Linked DNA regions of Mus musculus: all the other regions are linked to region 3. A link is a loop called in an ENCODE intact Hi-C map of the cell type or tissue named here. Cell type or tissue: heart. All regions are shown on one strand. Region 1 overlaps Crocc2 (ciliary rootlet coiled-coil, rootletin family member 2). Region 2 holds the start of Dtymk (deoxythymidylate kinase). Region 3 holds the start of Farp2 (FERM, RhoGEF and pleckstrin domain protein 2). Region 4 holds the start of Stk25 (serine/threonine kinase 25 (yeast)). Region 5 overlaps Thap4 (THAP domain containing 4). Region 6 holds the start of Hdlbp (high density lipoprotein (HDL) binding protein).

Evidence for each region. Peaks named below come from ENCODE experiments on the same cell type or tissue, not always from the same donor. Only the 100,000 strongest peaks of a DNase experiment are listed, where the experiment ranks them.
Region 1: a loop joins it to region 3, with 4 times the contacts of the local background. A loop is called at or near these places in 15 of 42 quality-filtered maps.
Region 2: it touches region 3 in a loop (4-fold over the local background); 6 of 42 quality-filtered maps call a loop at or near these places.
Region 4: it touches region 3 in a loop (2.5-fold over the local background); 8 of 42 quality-filtered maps call a loop at or near these places.
Region 5: it touches region 3 in a loop (3-fold over the local background); 14 of 42 quality-filtered maps call a loop at or near these places.
Region 6: it touches region 3 in a loop (6-fold over the local background); 12 of 42 quality-filtered maps call a loop at or near these places.

The regions. Positions count from the first base shown.
Region 1 is chr1:93,176,707-93,181,706 of GRCm38, reverse strand. Crocc2 (ciliary rootlet coiled-coil, rootletin family member 2) reads right to left here. Exons shown (of 32, transcript NM_001310428.1): 2 at 1,549-1,699; 3 at 486-634. Among named protein-coding and RNA genes, the nearest start is that of Crocc2, 11 kb to the right of the region's middle. In heart, a CTCF peak has its summit at 2,761; a DNase peak (open chromatin) is centred at 2,710; H3K4me3 peaks cover 627 bases; H3K27ac peaks cover 1,207 bases; H3K27me3 peaks cover 3,253 bases.
Region 2 is chr1:93,799,936-93,804,935 of GRCm38, reverse strand. It overlaps Dtymk (deoxythymidylate kinase), which reads left to right and starts at 3,002. Exons shown (of 5, transcript NM_001105667.1): 1 at 3,002-3,238; 2 at 4,026-4,134. The coding sequence starts at 3,109. Ing5 (inhibitor of growth family, member 5) reads right to left here and starts at 971. Exons shown (of 8, transcript NM_025454.2): 1 at 897-971. The coding sequence starts at 933. In heart, a CTCF peak has its summit at 3,017 (motif pointing right); DNase peaks (open chromatin) are centred at 1,045 and 2,995; H3K4me3 peaks cover 4,163 bases; H3K27ac peaks cover 3,808 bases.
Region 3 is chr1:93,509,072-93,514,071 of GRCm38, reverse strand. Septin2 (septin 2) reads right to left here. Exons shown (of 13, transcript NM_010891.2): 13 at 4,339-5,000. It overlaps Farp2 (FERM, RhoGEF and pleckstrin domain protein 2), which reads right to left and starts at 1,968. Exons shown (of 27, transcript NM_145519.2): 1 at 1,888-1,968. In heart, no CTCF peak of the experiment used is centred here; DNase peaks (open chromatin) are centred at 651 and 2,041; H3K4me3 peaks cover 2,083 bases; H3K27ac peaks cover 1,690 bases.
Region 4 is chr1:93,633,105-93,638,104 of GRCm38, reverse strand. Stk25 (serine/threonine kinase 25 (yeast)) reads left to right here and starts at 2,378. Exons shown (of 12, transcript NM_021537.3): 1 at 2,378-2,558; 2 at 2,722-2,807. The coding sequence starts at 2,778. In heart, a CTCF peak has its summit at 1,691; DNase peaks (open chromatin) are centred at 2,304 and 3,484; H3K4me3 peaks cover 2,980 bases; H3K27ac peaks cover 2,471 bases.
Region 5 is chr1:93,724,810-93,729,809 of GRCm38, reverse strand. It overlaps Thap4 (THAP domain containing 4), which reads left to right. Exons shown (of 6, transcript NM_025920.3): 3 at 4,494-4,653. Among named protein-coding and RNA genes, the nearest start is that of Thap4, 28 kb to the left of the region's middle. In heart, CTCF peaks have their summits at 2,640 (motif pointing right) and 3,418 (motif pointing right); a DNase peak (open chromatin) is centred at 2,629; H3K27ac peaks cover 1,138 bases.
Region 6 is chr1:93,443,931-93,448,930 of GRCm38, reverse strand. Hdlbp (high density lipoprotein (HDL) binding protein) reads left to right here and starts at 3,230. Exons shown (of 28, transcript NM_001301364.1): 1 at 3,230-3,351. In heart, a CTCF peak has its summit at 2,967; DNase peaks (open chromatin) are centred at 3,250 and 3,990; H3K4me3 peaks cover 2,909 bases; H3K27ac peaks cover 2,545 bases.

The sequences.
Region 1 (5,000 bases), 330 kb after region 3:
GACTCTGGCCTGGGAAGTGCCTTCACCTTTCTGCCTCAGTTTCCCTAGCATCCTAGAGAAGGCTCTTCCCAGCTCACAGGCATCCTGGGTAACCTCTGGCTGGAGCCTATAGCTCAGAGGTCACCTCCCGCTCCCCCCATTCTGAGGCCTGGCTGGTGAGCAGAGGCAGGTTGGGGTCGGGAGGAGGGCTGGACCTACAAGCTCTGCCTGGGTTCTGGGGACTGTCCTTAGCTTTCTCCTCTGTTTAGAAGCTGACTTTGTGGTTATAATTGGTAAGGCCCTGGACCACAGGGATCCTGGAGCAGATGAGAGACACTTGAGGGGGACATCTCCTGCTTCTCCTGCTTACCTCCAGCCCCCTTTTCTCCATCAGTGTCCTGAGACTGGCTGATGGGCCCACAACAATGATCACCAGTCTTGATAGATGATCTCTGATAAGAGCTAGGCTATGCACACTGGCCTGTGGGTACCAGCTGCACACTCACCCTCTGGCTGACCATGTGACACCTGCTGGCCAGCTCTTCCCGCTCAGCATCCGCCTGGGCCAACAGGTCCTCCAATCGTGTCAGCTCCTCTTGCAGGAGTTCACTCTCCTCCCGTGCATGGGACGTAGTAGCTGGTGGCTCCCGCAGCCCTGTGGGTATAGCATTCAGATGAGGCCAGGGCTCTACCCAAACAACTGGAACAGTCCACGAGGAAATTCACTTCCTCTCCTGTAACCAAGCACCCTCCTATCCCTATTGCCTTTGGTAAGTAGCTCTAACCCCACTTATTCATGGCCAGGTCAAGCCCCTAACAATTAAAGCATGTGTGGGGGACACTGGGTACCGCCCATCATGTCTGCACGTAGTGGGACTGCTGTTTCAGGGTGGCAGGACCCTGCCCACAGAGAGAAGTTGCTTTATGCAGTGGTGTTTCTCTGTCCTTTCCCAGTGCCCAGTGCTAGCCTGTGGCATTAGGAGACAGATTAGACAGACCCTTACGACACAAAGGGGTCATCAGACTCCTGCAGAATGGAATCAGAAGTGCAGCTGGGCATCAGGGAGCCTGCCTACGATTTGGCCTCCATGTAGGGATGAATTCCTTGGAGCCTGTTCCTGCAGTGTGTTGATAAGAAAGCTTTGTGTGTGGGGCTAGATGAGTGACAGAAACAAAGCTCAGGGTGTCCCTGCTCAACCTAACCTAAAGTGTCAACCTTTAGGCTTTTCACTATGGTGAAAAAACAAAACAAAACCCAAAAAACAAAAAAAACAAGGATGGATAAAATCAAGACACTGATGGTGTAACAATGTCATGAGTGCTGAGGTCAGCTCCGTGTGGCAGTGATTAATGGCCTTGTGGCTATCTGCATGACTCCTGAGGACCCTACGAAGAGAGGGTGGTTGGGAATATGGGGCTGGGAGAGTCTGAGGTGGACAGCCAGGGACACAGGGCAGTCCTAATGGCATGGTTCCCTGAGGCCAGGCTCCAGTGCCTGCTGTGAGGCCAAGGCCAGGCTCCAGTACCCGATGTAAGGCTTCCCTGGCACCTGAGCAGTCTCAGCCTCACCTGAGAGTGGCTCCTCACCCAGGCTGCTCGACACGATCTCTCGGATACGGGCTGGCACAGGAGTGGGTGAGGCCCGTTGACCTTCTCCTCGCACAGTTAGCGCCCGGTCTTCCCTTCTGGCCATGGGACTCAGGATGGTGTCCTCCAACTTCTGAAAAACATCCAAGAGTCCTGGTTCTTATGGGCCCTGGCGGGACAGCTTGCAGGCGCCTCACACAAGCCCAGTGCTGTCAACGGGAGCTGCCATGAGGTCACTTTGATGTAGCAAAGAGTCCTGAAGATAGCAGAGTGGGGCCAGGCAGGTCACCAAAACCACATGCCTTAGTCTCTCCACCTGTGGGGTGGGACTGTGCCAGTCTCTGGCAGTGCTTTGGCAAACATGTGGAAATCAAGAGAATGGGTATCTGAAAGGACTCCTGGCCAAGGTTAGCTTAGCTCATTCTTCCCAACGCTAAGCGGGCTGCGCTGAGTCCTGGGCCGACTCTTCATGTCAGCTTCTCTGGGATACCCGGGGCAGGTGCCTTTGTGTCTGTTCACAGAAACACTCTCCACCACCTGCCCCACCTGGAATGGTTAGGATCGTCTGCCCAGTAGAGATAGGGAGGCTCCCAAAGCCCACCCGGTGATCACAAGCCTGGGGAGGGAAGGGGACACTACAGGTAAAGGACCAAGAACCCAGGCCCAGCCATCATATAGGGTGTGCTGGACCCTGTGAGACTAGATAGGCACAAGGTGACAAAGGTCAGCAGAGGGTGCTTGCTTCTGAGAGCATCTCAGAGATGTCCCCTTCAGCCTACCCCAGAGGGGAGCTAGAGTGGCCCTCTTTCTTGGTGGGTCCTGAGCTAGTGAGCTGTCAGGAGAGAAAACCACATAGGTTCAATGTGAGCATCACATCCTAGAATACTGGTGAGACACATCAGAGGAGCCTGGCTCTTCGTGAGGCATCTGACTAGGAAGGATACCTTCCAACATTACGGGCATTAACATCGATGACAGAGTCCTCGTTGTAGGCACCCTTTCGTGATTTCCTTCAAACAAGTTAGGCTGCTAAGGGCTAGGAGATTTGATTGTGACAGTAGTCACTCTTCCCTTGTGCCTGGCTGCCTTGGACAGAGAGCCATTAAACTGCCAGCTTCATTCTTGGCAATCAACTGGACTGTTATCACGGTAGTCCAGCTGCTCTGAATGTTCCATGAACATCACCAGGAAGCCACCCCACGGCTGCTAAAAACATCACAACCTGGGGTGCTGGGACTGCAATTCCTGTTTTAGAAGTTGTGTGCTGGTGTCGACGACTCTTGATCATCGGCAGGGATGTGAGATGAACTCCCGACGACATCGCTCACTCTGTAGTTGTTGCCTTTCATACTAAAGGGTGAGCACTTTCTCCAGCAACTCAACAAAGAGCCCAGGGCCTGAGCAGCATGGGGCTTGTACCTGGCTGACCACAAGCGTGTGGTGCATTTTCCAGATATCCTAGCAGCTTGCTGGCCGCTGCTATAAAAACTTCCCTTCCGATGGTTTGTTTGTCCACGTGTGGTCTTTATCGTGCGAGTGAGGCGGCGTGGGCTGGCTGTATGGCGGCATGGGCTGGCTGCATGAATTGTAGACAAGATCCTGAGCTTCCAGGTCTTAGCAAAAGTAGCAGCAGCTACAGCATTAAAGGCCCCCAAAGAGTCCGGGAGCCAAGAGCCCTGGCATCTGAAGCTATGAACTCAAATAGATACAACACAGGCAGAGGTGTTCACAAAAGCCACGGAGGGCAGAAACGGAGAAATTAAAGGTAGCAAAGGAGCTGAAATCAGTGAGAGCCAAAGGGCAGAGCCTGGACTACAGGGACTGAAAGCCACAGAAGAATTTGGGAGAGGTCCTGAGGGGTTCAGAGGCAGGAGTCTGGGCGCTTAGAACTAAGGATACTGACAGGTTCTCTGAGCCCAGAACACTGCCTCAAGCACCTCAAGCAATAAGCTTCTGACTGAAAGCTCGGAGCCATGAGTCTGTTGACTTACACTTAGTGTTATAGGCCTCTGGCTTTGGCAATTCAGGTTGTAAGTCTCTGAAACTCAAGATCACCTACACCACGGGAACACCTTACCTACCCATGGTTTCTACCTAGACGCGGTCTGTAGGATCTCAGATTCTCAGTAGGATTTCTTGGCGGAGGCACATGTCTTGGGGAAGGAATGACCCTGAGCTGAAGACATTGTCAGGGCCTGTGGGCAGTATTGTTCTGTGTCAGCAGGAAGCTTCCAGGTATAGGATAAAGGACTGAAGATTAAGACTAGCCCACAGTGGCCAACCTGCCCTGTCCATGAAGGATGTTTGAGTTGAAGGCAGTGCCTTAATGACCCGTGACTGATGCCAGGGGCCCCCACTCCCAAAACTTTTCAGGACAGCAGCCGCCTTCTCTTCCACAGTGGGACTCGCCTTCCCTTTCCTACCCAGAGTCCCCTGAGGTGACACTCAGAAGCCTCCCGACTCCCAGCTCATTGGAGGCCTTTTCTAGCCTGCAGCTCTCCTGGTTCTGACTCCCAGGCCTGGGCTAGTGAGGAGGCCCTGCTTCTCCAGGTAGCCCCATCATCCTTACCCGGCCCTCTCAACCGTAGCTAGGCCTGTTCCCACTCTGAATCCTCTGTGGAGATAAGCCATGGTTTTCACCTAGGCATCCTAAATGTATCCATTCCTCTCTTAAGCTAGCCAGACTGGAGTCACTCCAATATCCAGATTCTGCACGGCTCTGGACAGAGCCTGTCCTGGTCCCTGAGAGCCCTGCAAAGGTCAGATGCTGTTAGTGAGCCCAGGGTTCTTCAGGCTGGGAAAAGACTTAACCTTCTCCAAGGCTTTGCATTTAACTCCCCTAGGTGGTCTTGGGAAGGTGCCCTCTCTTCTCTTTCCTCCAGAGGACCTCCCAGCCTCGCTCTGAGTGGGTGGTAAACAGCTTTCCTTGGGTGCAGGGCTCCACTGGTGAGGAGCAGGGCTCCCCTTGCTACTTCCTCCCTGGCCAGGCAGACTCCGGGTGCTCAGACCACCAAGGCCGCTCTGGCCTTTCTAAGAGTTAGAGCGGGAAGTGCCCAGCCATCGTTACCTGTTTTGCACTGGGGGGGGAAACTAAGGCCTAGTCCAGTGGCAAACAGAACCTTAGGTCCTCAGATTAAAGACGTGATGCTGGCTCCATTCAGAGGTTCCCTCCAGGCCGGAAGGACCCTGCCTCCCCTCCCTCCTCTCCCCGGAGCATCAGCGGCGCCACCCGCTAACGGGAAAGCAGCGGCGCAGCACAAACTTGACTCATTCCTAACGTTTACAGAGGGTCACTTATTAGCCGGGACGTCCCGAGAGGCGCTGGGGGCGTAATAGGTTCCAGCTGTGGCCCGGTGCCTGCGATGGGTCGACGCCCAGCCAGAGCAGGAGGGGTGCGGAGGGGGAGCGGGAGGGGCGCGTCCCTGGCAGCCAGC
Region 2 (5,000 bases), 290 kb before region 3:
ATATATGTGCGTGTGTGTGTGTGTGTGTACCCCAACTAATCAGTGAGTTGTAGAGAAATAGGGCTCTTGCCAACGCATGGGTGGCACAGGGCAGGTGGAGAGAGCAGAAAGGGGCCATCACACAATGTCAGCAGTGAAATGAACTCTCCTTGAACCCTCCTCAGAATGCCCACTGGATGGACATCAGAATAAAGATAGTTCACCTTGGAGTCCCACTGCCCAGGCCCAAGGAGAAAATGGGCGCCCCACTGGCTTGATCTACCTCCCTCCAAAGGGTCTCAATTCTTCCACTATAGAGTGGGAAATAATCCTCCTCCGAGTTCTTGCTGGGAGCCAATCTCACGGTCTATAAATAAACGGAGTTGCCAATTTCTGGGATGTCAAAGGTCAACCCGTTATACAGAGCATCCTCCCTTACCGGGCTGGCTCGTGATAGCACGAGTTCCCTCGAAAAAGGCACCCCACTAGCCTAGAGTTCCTTCCTACAGCTCCACAAGCAAACACAGTGGCTTTGGCTCTACAGAGGGATTTGAGCACCACAAGCCGCAGGTGAAGAAGGGGCGGGCCTCCCCGCAACCTAGACCGAAGTAGAGAGGCGGGAACAGAGGCGTGGTCAGCGTCGGGGGTGTGGCCGAAGCGGAGAAGGCGGGCTGAGCCCCAGGCCACACCCCTCCGTGACGCACCTGGAATTGGCGCGGCGGAGGCGGCGGGACCCCGCGCCGCGCCCCACGCCCTCCATCTGCGGCCCCGCCCCAGACCCGCCGTGAGCCCCCACAGTCCCCATGATCAGTCCCCATCCTCCTCCGCATCCCGGAGCCTCGCACGGATCGCGGTGGGCCGGGGGCGGCGGCGGCGGCGCGAACCCGCGCGGGCGGCGGCTCGGCCAGAGTGCTTACTGTCCAGATAGTGCTCCAAGTACATGGCAGTCGCCATCTTCGCCTCGGCCACGCTCGGGGTCTGCGCGAGCGGGCGGTGCCGCGGACTCGGGGCGGGGCGGCGCCGCGCGCTCACTATTCATGAGCCGCGTGCTCCGATTGGCCGGAAAGTGGGCGGGGCAACTCAGGGGCCACCCCTAGGCTTCCGGCCGGCTGTGGTCGCCAGGCGGCGCTGTGGGGCTTGCCCTGAGGGAACGCGGATGGGCGATGTGCTCGGTTCGCAGTTTGCAATGTGGAAGCTCTGTCTCTGGCCCAGCCGGATTCCAAGCCCTGGCAGGGGACTCCGCTTGCACGTGTGCTGGCGCCAAACCTGCCAGCCGACACCTGCCGCTCTTCCCGCGTTGTTCAGACACCCGCTGCCTGTGGTTTCTCCTGGCTGACGGGGCCTCCCGGAAGGAGACCCCCTCACAGGCATCGGTTAACTTCCATGCTCTTTGTGGCTGTCTGGTCCCGAGGGGGGCGTGCCCACGCTGGACCTCGGTTGCTTTGACTCGCACTTCGTGAAGAAGCCACGCACCCCTCGATGCCTGCAAAAATACATTTTACATTCCTACGGCAACTCTGTTACAGTTAATGAAACAATATAACTAAAATCCAGGGTTTACCAGAGTCCACTCTTGGTGGGCTCTAATATTTCTGAGAAGTATTAAGTATCCCCCTTATAGCATCCTGAAGAATATTTTTCACTGCCTTTAATTCTTTTGGTCTATTACAATAGCGCGCGCACACACACACACGCATACTTGTAACCAATAAACGTTTTAGAGTCTCTGTAGTATTGCTTTGCTAACATGCCATGTAGTTGCATTTTACAGTACACAGTCTTTTCAGACTGGCTGCATTTATCATTATACAGTTCAGGTTCCTCCATGTCCTAGTAAGTAACTGATAATTCACTTTTTACTTCAAAATTATTTCACTGTGTAATTACCAGTTTATCAGTTTGCGTGTTGGAGGACATCTTAGCTGCTTCCATATTTAGGCAAATGTGGCTAGAGCTGATACAATCATTTGTGTGCAGACATAGTTTCCAACCCATTTGGGTAAATATTGACTTCATGTTAAAAGTAGAGTGCTTTCTTGAGAAACAGCCAAGCTATCTTCCACACCGTTTTTGCCTTCTCCTCTGCACTGACAGTCTCCTTCGCTCCACGTCCTCACCAGCATGATGAAGGGTTAGAATTGTAGATTTGGGCTATTCTCGAAGAGGTGAAATTATCTTAATTCATGATTCCTAACAATATGTTTGTGTTGCACATTTTTACATATGTGTCTGGCATCTGTGTCACTTCTTTGGGTGTTAGTTCAAATGTTTGCATAAACCTTGATCTACCTCCCAAATGTTGGGTTTATAGGCTATGTCACTCACTATATCCAATTTATTCTGTGCTGGGTATGGAATCTTTGTTCATTAGGCAAAACATAACCCAGCCCAGCCTTTGACTGCGGATCCTTTTTTCTCTTCCTCTAGAGTACTGTTGTTTGGGTTTTTGAGCCTGGGTCTCACAATGTATCCCTGGCTGGCCTGAAACTATGTAAGTGGCCTCAGACTCACAGAGATTTGCCCGCCTCCTGCTCATGTATTTTCCCTGACTTTATTTTGTCTGTAAAAACACTGCTAGGGGGAAAGGAATTTAAAAGGGGGGGGGGTGGTTTCAATTCTGCCCACGCTGCAAATAAACCCATTTCCTTCCACCAACTTACACTAAAACGACAAGGAAAATTCCTGAGCGGTTCGAAAATGCTGCAGAAAGTACATCTTGGGGGTCGATGTTCCTATCCTTAACTCCTTTCAGAGCCTGATCATCACATGGCTCCTGTACGCGCGCAGGTGTGTGTGTGATAAGAAACTTTTAGAACCCTTCAGTAGCGCGCTTAGGGGCATAAAAATTTGATTCCGTTACAGGTCTCGAACTTCCACGTGACCAGAGCCTGCGCAACCACAGTCCTTAAGATTGGTGCTCTTCGGGAGCGGCGAACGGAAGTTCCGCGAGTTGGCGCTCGCTAAACTGCAGACTCCCGGGCCTAGATTACGTCACGTCCGGAAGCTGTTCCCCGCAGGCCACAGAATTCGTTTTCCAACCGGAAGAGGGCAGGGCTTCCGTGCACGCCGGGCTTCTGCTGCATCTAACATTGGCGGGAACCTGGCAAGTTGACCGGTGCTGTGCGGGCGATGGCGTCGCGTCGGGGAGCGCTCATCGTGCTGGAGGGTGTGGACCGTGCTGGCAAGACCACGCAGGGCCTCAAGCTGGTGACCGCGCTGTGCGCCTCGGGCCACAGAGCGGAGCTGCTGCGTTTCCCCGGTGCGCGGGTGGGCCTGGAGAATTCCCTCACTCTCTCTTTGGGTTGTAGTCTTAGTATCTTTAAAAGCTTTTAGAACATCTATTTATTTATTATTGTGCATGCGTGTGCTGGCTAGTCTATGTCAGTTTGACTCAAGCTACCTCAATTGAGAAAACTGGCCCCACCAGATTGGCCAGCAGACAAGCCTGGAAGACATTTTCTTCATTGGTCATTGATTTGGGAGGGCCCGGCTGGTGGAGATGGCTTAGTTAATAAAATACAGGCTGAAATGAGAGCCTGGGTTTAGTTTCCCAGGTTAAAAAAAAAAAAAACCTAGTACGGTTGCTTATCCAACCGCTGGAGAGGTGAGACGGACTCGTTCCTGGGACTTGTGAGCCAGCCAGTTCAGCCAAAACTGAGCTTCAGGTAGAAGCTCCTCTCTGAAAACACAAGGTGGAAAAGTACTGAAAAGGGAACATAAGGTTGACTTTTGGCCTTGCGCCCTGTACACTGGACACCAACCCCTGATCCTACAAATTAAGTAGGTTGGGAATTGGAACAACCACTTTGCAGGATATTTTAATTTTCAAACCAACCAGTCAAAAGTCTTACAAGTACTTTTGAAATCAAGACTTGCACGTACATTACTTCCTTTTCTCGGGGAGACTTCTTTGGCTTCAGAGATGGTCCAAAGCTGTCTGGAGGTTGAAAGTTAGGTGTAGGTGCAAGGAGAGAACTTAAGTGCAAACCCCTGTAGACTTCAGGTGAAGAGTCTGACTTCAGTCGAGTGTATCTTTGTCTTTCTAGAAAGATCAACGGAAATCGGCAAGCTTCTGAATTCCTACTTGGAAAAGAAAACGGAACTAGAGGATCACTCCGTGCACCTGCTCTTCTCTGCAAACCGCTGGGAACAAGTGTAAAGACCTGCGTCGTTGCTCCCCGGTTGTAACATGCACACTTTTGTGTGTGGCAAGGGTGCGAGCACCTGTGTGTGGCATGTGTGCAAACACCCGCACGTCGAGACCAGAGGCCAGCTTGGGAGGTTTCCTCTACCCTACCATTCGACGCCGTATTTGAGATAAAAAAATCGACGTATTTGAGATAAAAAATCGTCGTATTTGAGATAAAAAATCGCCGTATTTGAGATAAAACATCGTCGTATTTGACCATCGTATTTAACCACATCCGGCTTGTTTTGTTTTATTAAAAGGTTTTTTTTTTGATTTGGTTTTTGGTTTTGTTTTTTTGATACTAGGTTTCCCTACATAACAGTCCTGACTATCCTGGAACTTGCCTTATAGACCAGGCTGGCCTCATAAAAAATATGTATTCGTTTTTGTGTAATATAAATGGCTACCTGTATGTGCACCTCATGCATACCTGCTGCCCAAGGAAGACAACTCCTGTAACTAGAGTTACTGAGAGTTGTAAGCTGTCATGTGAGTTCTGGGAACCAAACCTGGGTCCTTGGCAAGAGCAGTAAGTGCTTTTAACTGCTGAGGCAAGGTTTGTTTTGTTTTGTTTGTTTTTGTTTTTTCGAGACAGGGTTTCTCTGTATAGCCCTGGCTGTCCTAGAACTCACTTTGTAGACCAGGCTGACTTTGAACTCAGAAATCTGCCTGCCTCTGCCTGGGATTAAAGGCGTGCACCACCACACCCGGCTTGTTTTGTTTTATTAAAAGTTTTTTTTTTTTTTTTTTGGTTTGGTTTGGTTTTTGGTTTTGTTTTTTTTTTGATACTAGGTTTCCCTACATAACAGCCCTGACTATCCTGGAACTTGCC
Region 3 (5,000 bases):
GAATTTAGAGAAATCTGTTAATGTCTGAATACAGAAGGGGTTCATGTGACTAGAAGCAGGGGTGTTTGGAAAGGAGGAAACTGACAAACAGACATAATGGCGTCCTGCAGAATTACCCATGGATTCATCTCTGCTTAGGCAATGCTCCTCCCTGGACCCTACCCCTTTTCAAGTGGGATAACTCTGTGGAATCACCAAGTCTCTAGCTCTTCTTACAAATACCCAGGGCTAGCCTGCGCTGCCACTGACTCAGGTCGCCCTTTCACTTGTCAGTAACAGTTAATGAAGTACTTACTGGATGCAGGGCATCTTAGCGGCTTTGAAAAACTGATTCTTAGTCATGGCAACAAGCGTCTGAGGTAAATACATTCTAAACCCACTCTATGGATGAGGAACCTGAGGCGGGGCAAATGAGAGATACACCTGAGTCCTCTCTGTAAAGGAATCTGTAGGAAGGAACCTAACTCGATAATCACCATCTCTACAATGTGGCAGGGCAAGGACACCGGAGAAGCAGAGGTTTACATGGTTGCGGTATCCCAGAGAGTCATCCACAACCCCACCGGGCAAGGTCTTCCCGTGCTTTATTTAAAACGGGGCTATGCATAGGAAGCCATGGCGCACCCCTGTGCTCCACCTACACTCAGCCCTCAGGTGGCTGACAAAGGAGGATGACGGGTTGGAGGCCAGCCCGGGCTATGGAAACTGTCTCAACAAAAAACGGTGGGGGACAGGGATATATGAAAACTTTAGAACTGACAACGAAACAGCCACAAAGCGCTTCACAAATGCCTTCCCACGTCCCGAAACTCACAAAACTTTTATTTGGCCTACAAGTAAAGGTTACTTCATACCTCCCCATTTCAAATGACCTTTCCATCTTGCTAACACTGTGAGAATCTGTGCTGCTGATCATAATGCCGTCTCCACAAGACCGACTCTAATTCGGTGCTACCCACTAATTACCAAATATTTTCACAGTGGCCCAGTCAAAAACACCTCATGGAAACAGAACAAAGCTAGGGAGAAAGGCCACCCCTTTAAAGATTCTGTCCGGAATCTTAAGGCTCTCCATTCTTTCTCAGCACGGTGTATCGACATTATTTCCTTCACGAATGCCTTGTTTTCATTTCAATTTTTCATCACCATTACTGGGACATGAAAGAGTTTAAGAAATCACTGCCACGTGTGTAAATGGCAAAGGTGCTTATAATCTCGGATGAGTAAAAGGCAGTGGGCCAGTACTGTTTCTAGATCTTAGCAGAGTAAGAATATCCGAGTCTCAGTTCTGAAGGAAAGGCCGAGAAGAAAAAAGAATGCCCTTCTGGGCTTTCATTTGTGGCTCCGGGTGCTGCTTCCCAAGGTGCTTTGTAGAGCACTGGCCTGGGGGTGGGGGCGGTCTTCAGCAGGACATTCTTGTGGCCCTTAACCCATCACGGGACACTCAGTGTCCACGAGAGATGCTGAGACTCTGATCACCCCCCTTCCTCGACAGCTGGTCTCCACGTGTGCTGTTCCTGTCCTCAGTACTCTGCTGACAGCCTGGCTCCTTGGAACTCTGCAGCTCTCAGCCCTCCCCAGACTGCCCATCTACAAAAGCAACTCTCCAGCCAGTCCTCAGCGGACATCCAGACTGGACCCGAGACTCTCCCTCCCTTCGCCCTCCACCGACAGGCCGTCCACAGACGTGTGTTGTCAAACGCGGACTCTGGCGCGCCTCACGAAGGCCTCAGAGCCGGGCGTGGACTTTCTCTGGTGGACGGCCAGCCTCAGGCCTGGTCCGGCTCGGGTTCCGCTGAGGTCCGGCCAACGAAGGAAGCCCATGCCCAACCCAGCGCCCCTGCGCGGCTCGCTCCCCTCCCCCGCCCACGGCCGCCGCGTCCTCACCGTGCCACACCGGCCTGCGCCGCCGCCAGCCAGGCCTCCTCCACGTCCTGCGCCCGCGCCGCCCGATCCCGACAGCTAGCTGCTTCCCCGCCCCCGCCGCGCGTCCGCCGCAGCCCCGCCCCCCCGCGGACGCACCACCGATTGGCCTGCGGGCGGGTCCTCCCGACCGGCGCCTGCGAGCGCAGCACCTAGCTCTGATTGGTGATCACATGGGACAGGGCGGGGCGAGGGAGCCCCATAAAGTCAGAAGCAAAGCTGTGCAGCTTCTCCGCGGGTGCAACAGGGCTTCGGCGGGCTGTGCGTGTCCTCGGCCCTGGGAGGGGCTTTAGGACCTGAGGACTCTGTGCTGGGTGGGACTTAGGAAACCCGCGAGTTCTCCGTCTTAGTCTTCGCTTTGACAAGGCGACGGGAGGATTCTATCTTGGACGCAGCTTTGGAACAACGGGAGGACTACCCCAGACCTGGACTCTGGAATGCGGGTGGCCCTGGGCGGGACTTTTGGCACAGGGGCGGGTCTCAGCCTACAGCCTGGCTTTGGCAAGCAGGGCAGCCCCGATTCTGGGTGGGGCCTTGGACTTCAAGCTCGCGGGACTATTCTGGCATTCAGGCCTCCCTGACTACTAGGCTCTTTCCTACCTTCCATCCGTGGTGCCCAACCAGGGAATAGTGGAACCGTGGTCTTTAGGCACCAGCTGTTCCTAAAGGGACGCTTTTGAGGTGCAGGCTACGCTAAGAGTCCTCGAAGCCCTCGCGGTTCCTTTCTGGATTTGAGGCTTTCTGGAAATGAAAAATGGTGAGACTGGATTCTGGTCCTTCCACTTCAGACTTGCAGCAAACTCACTTTCTTCTTCCATTGGTTAAGCGAATGGGCCTGCAGGGAGCCAGCCCTTTGAACCAGTCTAGGCTAAATAAATCCACACAGGCCCCCAAGCGATTCATATAGAACTCTAGCCTTTGGCAATAAGTCCTTAAGATAAGCAGGGAGGGCCTCAGCCCACTGGAGGGTGGGTGGGTGGGGGGGCTCTCTGCTTCTCCAAGGCAACCTAGAAGCTCAGGCTGACTGGGTCTGCAATTTTAGTAGGCTTCCCAACTTCCTCCACCACCTTGGCTATCCCTTATTTGTAACCAGCCACTGCCATAGCCACTGACTGTGATGTCCATCATTAAGAAAAGGAACTGGGCCGGGTGGTGTCGCACGCCTTTAATCCCAGCACTTGGGAGGCAGAGGCAGGCGGATTTCTGAGTTGGAGGCCAGCCTGGTCTACAAAGTGAGTTCCAGGACAGCCAGGGCTATACAGAGAAACCCTGTCTTGAAAAACCAAAAAAAAAAAAAAAAAGAAAAGGAGCTGGACTGGACAAGGCAAGAATGAGGTTTGACATGAGCAACCTAGTGATTTAGAGAGCAGGAGCCTCATTTCCTAGTGTCAGTACGCTGCTTAGAGAGCAAGAGGATGAGAAAGACTCCGATAGTACTGGGTGGTCAATCCAGGGGTCATGCTGACAAACCGGAGTGAGGCCAGGCCGAAGAGATTGATCATCCACCCAGATTAGGATAAAGTTTGGGGTTATGTGGCTCTGCTCCCTTTATGAGTCCTGAGATCAAACTCAGGTTTGATCACGTTATGAGGCAAGTACTCTTAGCCACTAAGGCATCTCACCAGAGCAAATTCAGATTTTTAAAGTCACTTTCCTGGGCTGGGGAGATGATTTAGCTGTTAAGGGCTGCTCTTCCACAACACACAAATCCAGTTCCTGGCACCCACATGGCTGCTCACAACGGTCTCTAAGTCCAGTTCCAGGGGACCTGACACCCTCCTCTTCTAGCCTCCTTGGGTGACAGGCATACACATGGTACAAAGACATGCAGGCAGGCAAAATACTCATACACATACAATAAAAAGGTAGAAAAACGTAAAAATCTGAGCATGGTGGTATACATCTTTAATCTCAGCACTCCAGAGGCAAAGAGAGAGATAGTAGATTTCTTTGAGTTGGAGACCAACCTGATTTACATAAAGAGTTCCAGGTTAGCCAGGCTACAAAAGTGAGTCTGCCTCAAACACAAAAAAAACTCCAACCAATACATAAACAAACATTTTAAAAATTAAGACTGTTTTCCTAATTCATCTCTCTTCTTACAAATATGGAGAATTAGAAATATATTTGGATCACTTTTACTTCCCACTATGTTTAACAGTTGTTGCTTCATTTTCTAATTAGTAAATTTACCTATGAAGTCTTACTGTCCATTTTATCAAGTAGTCTGCAGACAATCTGATAACCTGTACAGCTATAGGATTTCTTTTGGAGTATCTGGGTTATCTCTGATGAAAATATACGCAGCACGCCTGCTATTAATACAAGTAACATCTTGCTCTGATATACAGTTGTAATAGGGGTCTTGAATCTTCACAATGGCCCGCATACTTTACTCAAAAAGAGGACTACTCATTTAATATCTAAACAATAGTGCTTTATTGAAAAAGGTTAATTTAAATGGATACAAAGTTGAAGTGTGAAATGTTTTCAAAATACATTTCTACAAGTACAAGTTACTTCTTAGTGAAAGAGCAAGTATCTGTTAGCAAAAGCAGTAAAACTGAAGGGGGTTAGAATTGTGGCTGCAAGACCTCACAATCCACACTGCCAATATTAGATGTCAGCTGACCCGAAGTAGCACCTTAACTCAAAAACATGGGACTCACACCGAATACTTGGGAATTCTTTCATTTTTTTGTTTTTAAATTTTTCTCCAACAAACTTAATGTCAAAATAAGCCAAACAAAGGACTGCATGGGTACTCTAAAGTCATTGACGCTTTTCTTGATAGGAACTTCACACAATGAACTTCCCTGATCACTCACAGTGATGCAATGTGAAGAGGCAAAGCGAGCAAATGTATTTTTCCTCATTAAATTTATAAACAACCATGCTTAAGCTTCATCTTATTAGTACTACTGAGTTTTGGACTGAATTAAACGTAAATCCCTGCCTCATCATCAATCAAGTCCTTCCTCCTGCAGCAAATGAAAGCACACAGTTAGCACCTGCTTTGCTTCTCCACACCACTGCCTCCTTCACCTGCCCCTTCCCTTCTAAGGTCACTGCCTGAC
Region 4 (5,000 bases), 120 kb before region 3:
AGCTAGGGTGAGGGTCCTAGGCCCACTCCCACAGTGACACACCTACTCTAACAGGGCCACACCTTCTAATAGTACCACTCCCTGGGCCAAGCATATACAAATCACCACAGAAACCAATTCCAGGTGATGGGAAACAATCTTTATACATCACTGAGACAGGAGATATTCCAATAATCATGACAATGACAATGACCATTGTGGATGGTGCCATCCCTGGACTGGTGGCCCCAGTTTCTATGAGAAAGCAGGCTGCACAAGCCATGAAAAACAAGCCAGTAAGCAGTACCTCTCCATTGTCTTAGCATCAGATCCTGCCTCCAGGTTCCTGCCTTGTTTGAGTTCCTGTCCTGACTTCCTTTGGTGAGGAGCAGTGTTGTAGATTATAAGCCAAATAAACCCTTTCCTCTCCATGTGGCTTTGGTCATATCATCACAGCAATATGAACCCTCACTAAGACACAATGAATTTATTATTTTATATGTATAGTCATTCACATCCACAGATGTTTGTGTACCACTTGTGTACCTGATGCCCACAGAGGCCAGAAGAGGACTCGGATCCCCTGAAATTGGAGTGACCAATAGTTGAGAGCCACCATGTGGGTGCTGGGAACCAAGCCTGGTTCCTATGCAAAAGTCTCCAGTGCTCTTAACAGCTGAAAAGAAAATCTCTCCAGACCCTTGGGAAGTGTTTTATAGATAAACTACATGGAAGTCTTCCTAAACAGCCAACAACTCTTCAATATCTATTTGACCCAAGAACAAAGCAATAAACCAATACGAAGTTTAATCTCATGAGTAGGGCTTTTCACATGAAGTCTGATGGTTCATATGGATAACCCCAGCATTTGGGAGGCAGAGGCAGAGGCAGAGGCAGAGGCAGAGGCAGAGGCAGAGGCAGAGGCAGAGGCAGAGGCAGAGGCAGAGGCAGAGGCAGAGGCAGAGGCAGAGGCAGAGGCAGAGGCAGAGGCAGAGGCAGAGGCAGAGGCAGAACTGCTGTGAATTTGAGGCCAAAAAGGGCCACATAGAGAGTTTTAAGCCAGCCTAGGCTACAGAATGAGGTCCTGTCTTAAAAATCAAAAATAAAGGCCTACAGAGATTCCTCAATCATTAAGAATTCTTGTTGCTCTTCCAGAGGACCAGAATTTAGTTCTAGCACCCATGCCATTCAGCATATGACCCTCTGCAACTCCAGATCCAGGCCTTTTCAGATCTCAGTAGGTTCCTGTTCACATTTAACATACACATATATGTACATAAATAAGTCTTAATAGAGTTGGCCTTGCCTAATTTCAGACTTTTCTATAGGAGGGATAGGTAGGCTGAAGGCCATCCTACAGATGATCTTTTTCAGGGGCAATAAAAATATTTGCCCCTATTGTTGATGCCTTGGGGCGGGGGAGGGGAGGAAACCAAGGTGCTTCAGGATCCAGGGCAGGGCTGTTTGCTGGAAGTCTATTTTCTTCTGGGGAAAAACACAGCAAAGAAAACCTAATCAACATGTAGTAAAATTTGGCGGTTAAAGAATCTGATGCAAGGTCTTGCATGCAAGGTTTAAGGTTCCAGGATGGTGCCCAGGAAGAAAATCCACCAGAGAACAGAAACAACAAGCCTTTATGAGTTGGGGAGTAGGGACATTATGGTGGTTTGCACTGAGCCGTCATAGGAATGGACACAGTATGGAGCCAAATCTCCCTCCCGTGGAACACTAGGAGACTGCATAGAAGTGGACATTGCTGACTAGTCACTCATACTGAATTCACAGGATGAAAGGCATCTTCCAACCTTTGGAAATCCCCGCTGGACCACACAACTCTTCCCAGCGCCAGGTCATGTCCTGGGGACCTACGATTAAACCTTTTCAGATAGGGAAACTGAGGCAGGAGAGAAGCACTTGTCCAACAATGGGCGACTTTTCTAAGGGCGCGCGTGGGCGTACTCCTTGTGTGTGTGTGTTGCTAAGCGCAGACAAGAAGGTCACACTGCGGTTAAAGCTGGAGCACCAGGATATGAGGGTAATGTGGGTTCGCACTCCAGGCACACAGTATGGGTCTCAGAAGCTTGGCAAACAGAACTGGGAAAATGAGAGGAGGGCTGAAAAAAAAAGAGAAAAAAAAGCCTAGAAAACGTCAAGGCAACTGCGCACGCGCTGCACCCGTCACCGCGCGGCCTGACAGGAGGGGCAGCCCAGCTCGGGCATATCTCAAGGTTCGGATCCAATCTGTGGCGCATTTGTGCCTCTCCACTGACCGCCCACCGCAAGTTCTCCTGGGACTTGTAGTCTGTCGCCATCAGGGCCCCGGAGCACTTGCGTAACACCTCATCCTACCGCGCAGCCTGCTGGGACTTGTAGTCTCAATTTTGCGTGCCCGGGGTACGGGGCGGGCTGCGGGACTCCTAGTCCCACAGAGCTTCGCGCTCGCCACGACGCCCTGCTCAGAGCCGCTGCCTCCACCTCACGGGCTGGGAGGCCTGGGCGTTCCGGGAGACCGAATTGCGGTGTGAGCCGCCGTGGGGACTGCGAAGCGGGCCCGGAGTCCGAGATGGAGCCGCCCGGAGGTGGGCGCTGCCAGCGGGCCTCGCCTGAATGTTGGGGAGGCCGGGCACGCCCTGAGGGCGGGTCGGGGGCCCTGGGCGCGGGACCGGAGGTCGCGGGTGGAGGGACGCCACGGAACGGGTCCCCCTGGCCACTGTTGACCGAGCGGCCTGCGGTTTCTCGCAGGTGCTTGAGGCGAGCGGGCGGAGCGGCTGCGACGGACTGGTCACGTCAGCGGGGACATGGCTCACCTCCGGGGCTTCGCGCACCAGGTGAGTGTGGGCGTCGGCGTGCCCCGAGTCCGTGGTTCGCTGTGGAGCGGATTTGTCCACTTGAGGCGGGAGAGGGGCGGAGGCCGTCTGCCTCGGGGCGCGTCTTGGGGCCGTTGGAACTCTGGCCTGTGCCGAGCCAGCGCCTGCGGAAGACGTGAGCCCCAGGGAACGTCTGCGGGGCGAGCGCTTCTGCTCGGGAGCTGCTGGGGGCAGGTGCAGGAACCTGCCCTGGGCACAACCTGCTTGACCCAGGCTCGGAGCACCTTCCCAGAAGATGGACTCCACCTTCCTTGGCTAACGGGATGGAACCCCGACACGGGACCGCACAGGAGATGAGGGCTGCGTAGGGTCAGAGGGTTCGGTGGTTTGCTCTCTGGACCCCCTTTCTCGCCTTTATTTTATTTGTGGTGTTGTTATTTCAGAGCAATATGACAGACAGCTAGTGAAGTGGAATGAGCTGCCTTGGCGGCTGATTTTCCTCTGGCTTTAGCTGTGGGATTTGCGTTTTAAGGGCTTGGTTTAGATAGGCTTAGGCTTGACAGTTGCACAGTGAAGGAATCAGTTCCTGAGGACAGTGCAGCCGCTCACCCCACCCCACCCTGACCCCCCTTCTCCCTGCATCCTTGAGAACTGGTTGTGTAGACAGGAAGCATGTCCGTCCGCTGCTTGTGGGCAGGAATTGGAGGCAGGGCTCCTTGGAGGAAACCAAACCAGCCTGGAAGACTACTCACAGCTGTTGGGGAGGGCTTTTGGCCCAGCTGTCACAGATGGGATCCCGAGCTTGCTAACTGATGCTGAATTAAGCTAACACATTTTTAATACATTTTGACATTTCGCCTCTAATTATATAACATACTAAGAGAGAGAGAAAAAAAATCTGCCTCTAGTTTATTTTTAAGAGACTTAAGCTTAGCTTATGAAGGTCCCAGGATGACAAATTGGAGCTATGAATTGCGAAGGAGTACAGTAATGATGGCTAGGGGACCTTTCTCAAAGAGAAAACACCCTTTTTGTCTTTTTAGGGGCCTGTGTCCAGCCTAGACATACTTGGCTTCTGAAAGTGACACAAAACCTTTGTAGGGCTGCTTTCTCCCAAGATGGCTGCCATAGAGTCCTATGAAATTGCTCCTTTTGTGTGATAAGGCTTGTACTTTCCCCCTGTAGCCTGTGCTTCTGCCTTAGATTACCTTTTACCCGGCCTGTTCCTGCCCATCTCTGGAAGGACCAGATGGTTCTGGGCAAGCACTGTGTGACTGTGTGTGGTAGATGAGGGAGGATGTGTGCTGAGTTGTTCCTCTTGTTTTGGAGAGGTGATACACAGCAGGCATGTTGGCAGAAAGGCCAGAGGCTGTAAGTATAATATCCCTAGGATGGAATGGAGAGCGAATGGGTCTCAGTTGTTCAGAGTAAGTTAGATGGCTTGAGTGATGGTTCATAACACATTCTGTCCAGAAGAGAAATCTGAGCCACCCAGATCAGCATGCTAGCTGTCTGTGATTGGCTGGGTTTGGGACTAGGGCTGCTTCAAAGGTGTAAATACAGAGACCATGCCAGAAAGGCTCCTATCATACTGTTTCTTAGGCTGACTGGTTCACAGCTATAGGTACCCAAAAAACGTAGACTTTGAAGACTAGGGTTCCCACCTTCCTTGCACAAAGTCTAGAACTCTGGCTTTGGGATCTGTTATTTTCTTTTCCTCTGAGGCAGTGTGAGTGAATACCTGGCCTGAAGTATCCTTCTTCGGCTACTGTAGTGGACAAGTTCTGATTCTAGGTTCCCCCAGAAGAGAGCAATTAAGAATTCTCAGTATGGCTGAGCAGTGTGGGAGGATGTGGTGTCTGAGCCTGAGTAGTAGGAAAAGGGCTACTGAGAACTGGAAGGATAGTGGTCCTGGGTCATGTAGTTAGCCGATGGCTTGACTTCTCTCTAACAGGCTTTCTTAGGCTACAAGCACTGGACTGAACCAGTGATAAGACTGTATTGCCTTGAGTCCTCAACTAGACCTTCTGGAGATCTTTGAGATGGTTTTCAAGGTGTCTCAAAACTACACATGGTGGAGCTGTAGCATCTGAGGAGACAGTAGAGGCCAAGTGGTTAGAGAAAGAAGGGTTTGAAAAAGTGTTTTGGGGCCTGCTGGAGCAGAAACAGGCAGAAAAACAAAACAGAACAATAACAACAACAACAAAACAGGCA
Region 5 (5,000 bases), 220 kb before region 3:
ACCATCCCGTGCCCACCTAGCTCTCACAGGTATTTCATGTCAGGATCTGCTGTCTGCTTCCCTGTGCTCTTTGTTGAGCTGTGTAACAGAGTACTCAGTGGGATAATTCCTGTAGCACTCGCTGTTTTCTGGAACCTGTTCCCAGGGTGAGTCTAAACAGCCTGAAGGCTATTCTGAGATGTAGCTGAGGGCTATATCGATTAGTCCAAAATACCCAGGGCCTTTTCAGCCTCTACCCAAAGGAAAGGAGAGTGGAGGGAGAGACACCATGCCCAACAGTGCCATGCCTAACTAACTAGTAGATCAAACAGCCAGGGCAAGAATATGTGGTTCATACCACCAGTTGTTTATAATTGAACAGGTCAGTTGTTATATCCCCAAATCAGTGTCTTAACTTACTGAAATTCTAAAGTTAGCAATATCGCAACAGTGGATCTGTGTCCCAGCATGACATGTCCTGGGCTCCTAGGTCTCCTGAGCCATCCATTTCTCCAGTCCCTATCTTAAACTCTTTAGTAACTGCTTTAAGAAGGTAAAGGAAACTAGCATAATTAATTTTAACAATTATGTTACTTGACATCATTATCCAAAGTACCATCATCTCTCTAAGTGACTGGTAGTTTTTTGTTCTGGGATACTGGAAATTATTTTTCTGGACTGAGTTTTGGGAAGCCACATCTCTAGTGCTACAGAGTTGGCCACCTCAGGTGTGCAGCAAGCATAGGGTGCTGGAAGCTGAGGCAAGCGGTGAGATAGCACCCTTGTCCTTCCCCTGTGGGCTTGTCCGTTAGGCCTGTTTCTCCACTATGGAGAACCACTGACTTGCTTTCCCTCTGTGCAGTGGGAACCCTGAACATTTCCCAAGAGTGGAATCAGGTGATCCCTGCTCTTGGTCTGACTTCTCCCACCCAGGCTTACCTCTTGTGGTTCAGTTGGGAATCGTTTGCTTTTACGACTGAATAATGTCCCTCCTCTGGACATGCTGTGTTGCGGCTCACTGGGCAGGCATTGGATGTGAGTTCTACTTGTGGCTGTAGTGAAGCCTGCAGCTGCAGATAGTTAGGTCTAACTTTGGTGGGTACTTAATTTCTATTGGACCTGTCCCTGGGGGTAAAGCTATTGCTGGGTCCTACTCTATGCTCACCTTTTAAAACAGTAATTTTTAAATTTATGTATATTATTGTGGCCCATAGTTTGGACTTGGGGGTGGTATGTTTGTTTCATTTTGCAGTGTTGTTTCAAGTTCTGAGTCTTGTGTGTTCTGGGTAAGCTCTGTTCACATGTGTCTTCCCATTAAGGGCCTTTGCCGCACTGCCTGTGCCTGTATGCCTTCACTTTTACATTCTTCCGTTGCTGCCTAGTTGTCTTCGTTATTTTTCCACTGCTGTGAGAGAACACCACAAGTACAGCAACTTCCAGAATAAAGAGTTTATTTGAGCTTATGATTTCCCGAGGATAAGACGTGGCAGGAAGTGGCAGGCATGGTGACTGGCAAGTATGCCCACAGTCAGGTACTTCTTCCAACGAGGCCATCCCTCCCAAACCTGCCCCAAGTGGGGACCAAGAGTTCAAATGCCTAATACTATGGAGAACATTTGTTATTTATACTGCTCTGGGGTTCTGCTTCATCTTTCTTCTTCCTGAGTTAGGCTCACTCACACCCCACCTTTTGGTCTTTGGTATTTATGGAGACTGGTCTTGCACAGGCAACAGCGTTGAGATGTTAAGGGTTTAGTAGCTGGACTTGGTAGCTCTTCCCGGGACTCTGGAAGGTGAACAGCAGCATCTCATAGTCAGCTGGAGTCACAGAGGAAGACTTGACTCAGAAACAGAACTAAGAACTGAAGAGACGGCTTGTGGTTAGAAGTGCTCACTGCTCTTCCAGAGGACCGAGTCCAGGCCAACACCCATTTGTGGGAGTTCGTGCTCTCCTCCCACTCTGTGAGCTCTAGGTATCCACCTCAGGTCGGCATGCTTCAAGCTGAGCACCCTCGCCTTTTTAATTACTTTAATTCCTGGGAGAGGCAGAAATGATGCTGCATCCCGGATTGATCCTCTGACAGATTGGAGGAAGAAAGAGCAAGACCAGTGTTAGTCTCTCCCTGTCTTGTTTCTTTCCTTCTTTCTCTACCCTCCCTCTCTGTGTCTCTCATCTGACATTTGAGAACTGTCCTCCCTTGCTCTCACTGTCTGGGAAGCAGTGTGAAGACAGAAGCAGGGCCTGAGCGTGTTTCTGCTGGAGGAACATGTCACTCAGTACTGACTCAGACAGAAGAACCTCAGGAGGGAGGGCTGAGTGACCCTAACAGGGTCTAAAACAAGGACAACGCCAGACACAAGTTAGGGGCTGCAGAGGACACTGGGGATCAGAAGAGGCGTCGTGGATTCTGACAAGGGCTGTCTGGTCTGGAACTTGTAAGGCTGATTGAGACTTCCTCAATATGGTGTATGTGGCTAGAGCCGGGTGTGGGTGTGAACATTAGTGCAGGGCTGCATTCCAGCTCTGCCTCTTGAGAGGGTACTTGACACCTTCCTGGGAAGCCAAGGTGTTTCCTGGGGTCACCTACACAGCTTCACCTTGTCCTGAGTGTGCCCAGTCAGGAGACTGCTCTGCCTGTTGTTGCAAGCCTCCCACCCTAGGGGGCAGACCTAGATCATCCTTATCCTGCCTGCAGGGGGAACAAAATGAAAGGGGAGGAGAATGGAGAAGACACTGCCAACTGTCAGGCACAGGACCTCACAAGACAAGCATCCTTGTGCATGTGATACACATGCAAGCTTATAGGCACCCAAACCGACCGAGTAGGGCACCAGTATTGGCCTACACCAAAGGTCTTAGGTGTTGTTGGAGATCATGACATTGAGTGAGGCAGCAGACTGCCCTGTCTTGCTCAAAATGACTGAGTTCCCTATGCCCTGTTTTGGAATAGTTTGAGATCACACCCCACTGGAGTGTTTTCTAGCCAGCCCCTGCCCCTTGGGGTAGAGGCTTCAACTAAGGTGTGGAGGCCAACTAGGTACCCTAAAGGTAGGGAGTAGACAGGACCTTGGTCTGCCTGTTCTCCAGTAAAGAGATCCAGAATTAGACCTGTTGCACTCACATAGACTCACAAAAATTTATGTAAATAAAAACAATACATTAAATTTTTTGTGTTACATTTATATATTTTATTTTATGTGAAAATGTTTTGTCCGGAATACATGTATGTGTACCAAGGGTGTGCTTGGCTCCTGAAGAAGTCACAAAACGGCGTCAAGTCTCCTGGGACTGGAGTTATGGATGGCCGTGTGGTGCTAGGAACTGAGCCTTAGTCCTCCCCAGAGCAAGAAGTGCTTTGCTTTTTAAAAAGATTTATTGATTTATTTTATGTATAAAGAATACACCATTGCTTTGGTGACACACCAGAAGAGGGCATCAGATCCCATTACAGATGGTTGTGAGCCCCCATGTGGTTGCTGCAAGAAGGGCTAATAGCTAGACCATTTCTCCGACCCAATAACAAACATTTTTAAGTTCTGTCCCGATGACTCAGTGAGTAAAAGCACTTGCTGCCAAGTCTGTTGAGCCTGCATTCAGTTCCTGGACCCCACATGCTGGGAGACAACTGACTCCTCTACGTTGTCTTCTCTGCCTGTGTTCTTCCCAAGGCTGACCTAGTTGTCTTGGAGAACACACTCTGAGCTGTTGGTCTGGAAAGGCTGTGTGTGTGTGTGTGTGTGTGTGTGTGTGTTGGCTGATGAAGACTCTACCTGCACTGAGGAGCTCTTCTGTCTCCAGTTCTGCCCTCCCATGAGTTGCTTTCCAGACCGAGGTCTACGTTGTAGGAAGGTACCAGAAGTATCCTGGTCACATGTAAGAATCAGCCTGGTGGCTCTTCTGAGGCCCTGCACAACCTCTGGCAGAGTCAGGGTGAGAGCAGGGGTGACCTTGTAGGTCATGTGACTCAGTTACTGACTACATCTTCACGCAGCACTCAGGGTTATCCCATCCTCACTGAGCTGCCTCATAGAGCAGCCTGCCCCATTGTCCTTCAGCTGCTTCCAGCTCCTCAGCGTGCCAGCCAGAGTGCCACCTTCACACCTACGAAAGGAGACAGTCTCTGCTGTGAGGAAGAGGCACAGTTGAATAAAAGGGAGAAGCCATTTTCTTGGCCACCGTCAGCCTCCGGCTCCAGCATGGCCTCCCTCTCCCCAGTTGCTTTTCACATCTGCTTCCGTGGCCCACCTGTTCTCTCTTCCTTGTGCACCGTTCCTCCCATGCTACATTCTGGTCCCAGGGCTTGGGTGCTCAGGCTTCCCTTTCATCCTCCTCACTCCCCAGACTCTGGATGCTGCAGAGGTCCAAGATGATCTCAGCACGGGGCAGTTGAGGGTATGTGGCTATTGTGGCAAAAGTACATTCCAGCAGCATGCAGGCCTCCACCCAAAGTGTGGCCAAAGTCATCTGGACTGGAGGAAGCGAGTCATTTACTGTTCCATCCTTTCATTTTCAGAGCCTCCCAAGCTGAATCCAGTGGTGGAGCCGTTGTCCTGGATGCTGGGTACCTGGCTGTCAGACCCGCCAGGAGTTGGTACCTTTCCGACACTGCAGCCCTTCCAGTACCTGGAGGAGGTGCACATCTCCCACGTGGGTCAGCCTATGCTCAACTTCTCGTAAGTGCCACCTTGCTCACGGGCTGCCTGGGCCTTTCGATAACTTACAGACTGACCAAAGCCATGCCAGGCAGGAAGATGCCAAAGCACCATTAGACATGCAGAAGCTCTGTCTTCTGAGCCTGGCAGCTGAGGCACAGGGTTGGTAAAAATGGTACTTTTCTGCTCCGTTATACATTCTTTAAGATGTTAGGCAGACAGTACAGTGACAAATTAGTTAATCCAAGCAGAAAAGCAATTGGTGTGTGTTTAATTCAATCAGCAGCGTCTGTCTAATGTCTGGACATCAGTTACTCAGGACTGCTGAAGGAAGAGGGTGGGGCTGCCATTTACCTTTGCCCTGCACT
Region 6 (5,000 bases), 65 kb after region 3:
AGAACAATTCTGCATTTTGAAGAAACTGAGGAAACAAGACTCTTTTTTAAGTTATTTTGGTGGGCCAGGAATCAAACCTAGGAGCTGCCACGTGTTAGGCAAGCAATTTTCCACCAAGCTACATAGTCAGATCTCAAATTCCAGTCCATGATTCTTAACCATCTTTCTGTTGTTCATTCTTATGTTTGTTTTATTTAATGTCATGTTTGTGGGTTATTTCTTTATTTCATGCTTTTAATTATATCATTTCAGGTTCTTGTGTCTAATCCTATACAATTTAATTTTTTTATTTTTTTTTTCAATTGCAGTTTTACAAATTTTTATGGCATTAGGGAGCAAAGCCAGGGTTTATGAATGTTAATCATATGCTCTAACCACTGTGCCACACACTTAGTCTGTGGGGTTTAAGTTTATTTTTATGTGTATGTGTGTCTTGCCTGCATTTATGTCTGCTTATCACATGGTGCCTAGGGAAACCAAAAAAGAACACCAGATACCCTGGATCTGGAGTTATAAACAGTTGTGAGCTTACATGTGGGTGCTGGGGATCAAGATGGGGTCCTTGACAAGAACAGCAAAGGCTTTTAACCACTAAGCCATCTCTCTACCCTCTTTTTAGAAAGAGGGGTGTGTCTGCACTGTGTGTGTGTGTGTGTGTGTGTGTGTGTGTGTGTGCTCTACAGAAGTTTATATGGATGCCCAGTTTGTTACATGGGTGCTAGGATCCAAATTCCAGTTCTCCTAATTGTTAAGTAAGTTCTCTTAACTGCTGAGCCGTGTTTTCATCCCTCTTGCATCTTACTCTTTGAACTTTGGACTTTCAGCTTCTATACTGTAATTGATCTGTCAATATTTTTATCCTGTTATGAAATTTATTCCATCTTGAGGATACCTACTTCCTGTCTGTTAATTTTTTTAAAGGATAATGGGGATTTAAAGAACTTGTAGTCCCATGTTTCTAAGCACTCCCCAGAGATGCTTTTGTCTCTCAGCCCAGGCCAGCCAGAGATCTAGTTGTTACTATGTTGCTGGTGTTCTCATTTTCCCCTTAGACCTACTTTCTGTTTAGGCTATAGCCCTTTTAGAGAATCATGATTTGGGGAATTGGAGAGTGTTACTATGTTCTAACATTTCACCTTAAGCAGTCAGGATTCTTTTGGTTGTTTTTGTTGTTGTTTTTGGTTTTTCGAGACAGGGTTTCTCTGTGTAGCCCTGGCTGTCCTGGAACTCACTTTGTAGACCAGGCTGGCCTCGAACTCAGAAATACGCCTGCCTCTGCCTCCTAAGTGCTGGGATTAAAGGCATGCGCTACCACGCCTGGCTAGCAATCAGGATTCTTATTCCATGTTCCTTGATGTATGAAAAACAAAATATTGCAGACCAGTGTTCACTTTTTGAGGCATCTAGAGTTGACACTTCTATGTTTCAGTATACTGAAAGTAACTAGTCATAATTGTTAGCATCCCAGGAGCACCTGGGATGTTTTGTGGTGCATGTTTATCATTTCAGATAAAGTCTTATATAGAAAGGCCAGGTTGGTCTTGAGCTCCTAACCCTCGTGGCTGTACCTCTCAGGTGCTGAGATAAGCTAATGTTACCACACCCTCCTTGATTTAATAATGCTTTCATTAAGTCCATGCTTTGTTTTATTTTTGAGACATCATATAACTTTGTAGCCTACTGTGACCTTGAACTCCCAGTACTCGCCTCAGCCTTCTGAGTACTGAGATTACAGGGTACCACCACACTCATGGAGGCCTCTGTACAGCCAGGCACTGGGCCAGCTTGTACTTAATGTGGACTTACTAACTCCATTGGAGATCCCTTGACAGCAGACATACTGACTGGTGGGTGCTTGCCTCTCCACATTAACTTTTTCACAGCCCGAGACCTCAGGAACAAAAGAATGACAACAAAAACATTTCTTCTAGTTGCTGGTTGGTTAATCACCAGGGAAAGACACCTTGCACAGTAATAATAACACAGAAGGAAAGACAACTTGGTGCCTACAGAGGCTTTAAGAAGCTCTATCACTCGGTGACTATGCTGGCAGCTTGGAAATGCCCTCTGGTCTTTTAAGCAGTACCTTCAGAGATTTATGTCATGAAGAACTGTGGTGTTCCTGTCAGCCGCATTACTGGCTCCTGGACTTCTCAATTCTGACACCTCAACTTTCAGATAGTTTCCTATTCAGCAGCCCCATCCCCATTCTTTCCAGCACATTCCATTTTCCCCCCTTGTCCTTCAGTCTAAAGTCTAGTTAGGGCAGCTCTTCCCAGTCCCTCAATCAAGAGCCCATCACCGTGCTGCTACCTTCTAAGTACATACTAAGTCTGATTGCTTATTTTGTTCACTGCTGCAAATGCTTGTAAGCCTTAGAATGACAACTACAGAAGGCCTCTTCAGCCCTTCCACATACCATTGTCCCACAAGAAAGGCACATATTATCCAGACCTGGTGGCTCACACTTGTAATCCAAACACTAGAGAAGGAAGCTGAGACAAATCTACACAGTGAAAAGTTGTCAGAAGTGGGGAAAAGAAGGTGGGGGCATCTGCTGTTGGTTACTAGCCTATTCTGTGCTGATGCATATCACTGCATATCACTGTCCAGTATAGGTCAGAAGTGTGCTCATGTCACCTCAGGAGAGGTTCAAAATAATGATTGTGTACAAATTCTTCAAGTAGTTGTCAATAAACGCAACAGGGCAGAACTAGTCCTTTCAAAGGAGGAAGCATTCTGAGGGCAGAGGTTCTGCTCTGTCCCAACTGAGTATGGGAGAGGTAGGAATTCACTGCAGGCTGGTCTGTACATATGGGACACTGAATAATACTGTGTAGAGGGCTTCGAAAGTTTTGGAGTTTGTTGTGTTGGACATTGAGGAATGGAGTAAGGATTTGCAGTAGAGGTGGGAGCAGGAGGAAGAGATCCCGAAGAGAATGAGAATGTGTTCCATCAGGGGGTGCTCTAGGGGATGGTAAAATGGTTTTCCGGGCTGTCTGCTGTCTGAGGTCCTCAGAGCTTTCTTTTCTCTTTTGGTGACACAGTTTCTGGTGGCCTCAACTCTGGCACCTCTGGCTCTGGGGCCTGCCTGTTCTCTGTAGGTAATTAACTTACCAACTCCTCGCCCCCTGTCAGGCCGCAGAACTCTTAAAGAGTTGGTCCGCTCCCGGGCGCTGTAGGGACCCCGCAGCGGGCGGGGCGGGCGGCCGGTCTGACGTGTCTCGGCGGGATTGGAGCCTCCGCCCTATATAGCAGCGGCGGCCCGGGCGCCGCGCCTCGGAGCGTCCCGGCTTCTCCCGCGCAGCGGCAGCGACAGACGGACAGACTCTCGGGTGGTCACACTCACGAGTGAGGATCGGGCGAGCTGGTGGGCGGGGGTGCCAGGGGCGGGGCGGCGGGGGGTCGCCGCTGAGCACGGCTGGGGTCGGTTCCTCAGCTCCCCGGCCGCACAGGCTCCTGGTCTCCAGCTACCGCGACGGGCGGGGGCCGCTACGTGTCACTCTGCGCATGGCCGCGCCGGAGCGCAGAAACTTTCCCAAGTCCGCCACGCGCCGCGGGTCTGCTTGCGGGCCCGGACCGCCTGGACTTCTAGCTCACCGGGCGGGCCGCCGCGATGGGGGAGGGGAACGACCTGGCCAGGTTGGTGACGTGGGCTGCCGAGCCGGCCCCTCCCCCGCACCCCTTCCCCCCAGCTCGGCCCGGCCGTACGGGCTGTGGACCGGACCTAGCTAGGTCAGTGGCGCCCTAGTTCGCGTCAAGCTGGGATCTTCACCCGGGGCCCCTATGTCCCGCGCGGTGCCTTGCTGCACCTTCACCTGCGGCGTCTGGCTACGTGGTCACTGGAGGACTCCCGGCCCAAGTACTACTTGGATGCGCCCCAGGGTCCATGGGTGAAAAATACATTACGGAAAAATACCGAATTTGGATGAAAGGCAGGGAGGCCGAGCAGGATACTGTCCCTTTAAGCCTGTCCCCGCCCGCGGGCGCTCTTGGCCGGTGGGAGGGCCATGCTGAGGTGGCATCTGCGAAAGTTCCTCCCAGGCTGGGTCTCTGACTTCCAGAGCTGGGTAATGCACTGGGCCGGCCTTGGTAGTCACAGACATAGTTTGTGATCTCAGCATAGCTGGGTTTTGTTTTTAATTTTGGAGTTTGTACTCTTCGGTATTTGGTGGGGAGAGGGCACCTTCGAAAAGCTTCTGAGGACGTAAAAGTGAAGTTTCAAATTTGGAAGAGAAACCTGCATCTCAGCTGAAGGTTTTCAAGGTGGAGGTTTTCAGTGCCCTCCATGTAGACTGGCCTACAGTATAAAGAACTTGAGTCCCTCTAGCTGAGGTTGATAGGAAATTCTTTCTGAAGCATAACTGAATTCTCCTTGCATAGTGTTGCCCCTTACATAAGTAGTTGGCACAACTTAGCACAGGGGAATCAATTTAAATACTTCCTTGTTCAGAATCAAGAAGGATTCTTCACATACAGCTTTTTCTATTTTCTGGATTAACAACAGGTTTCCAGCTGCCACAGCCTCACTGCTCTCCCGCAGGAGGCCCTGTTGCTCCCCGATTCTGGGCTTCTACCTCTCTTCTTTTAGTTCAAGTTCTGTGTTGAGAACTAACCTTATTCTGCCATGCTCATTTATGCTCTTAAGAAGCAAATTGTAATATCCAAGTTTGGATGCTGACAGACCACAGTTTCCTGTGGGAAAGGTGGTGGGGGTGGCCTCAATCCTGAGGGACTGGAGGGGCTGTACCCACTTGAGGAGACTTGCATGTGGAGGCCAGAAGAGTTGAGAACATAGATGTCTCTGTTGCTTGGCCTTCACAGGGAGGAGGCAGAAGAGCTGGACCCCACGAATGCCATGCACTCTTTTCTCTAGTGGTATTTGTAAATCAGATTAGAGTCATATTCAGTCCTGACTTGTGTGGTTCAATCCAGCAGAAGGCTGAGATACCAAATCTTGGGCTCCTGTCGTATTCTTCTGAGTTTAGCCAGTGGAGATG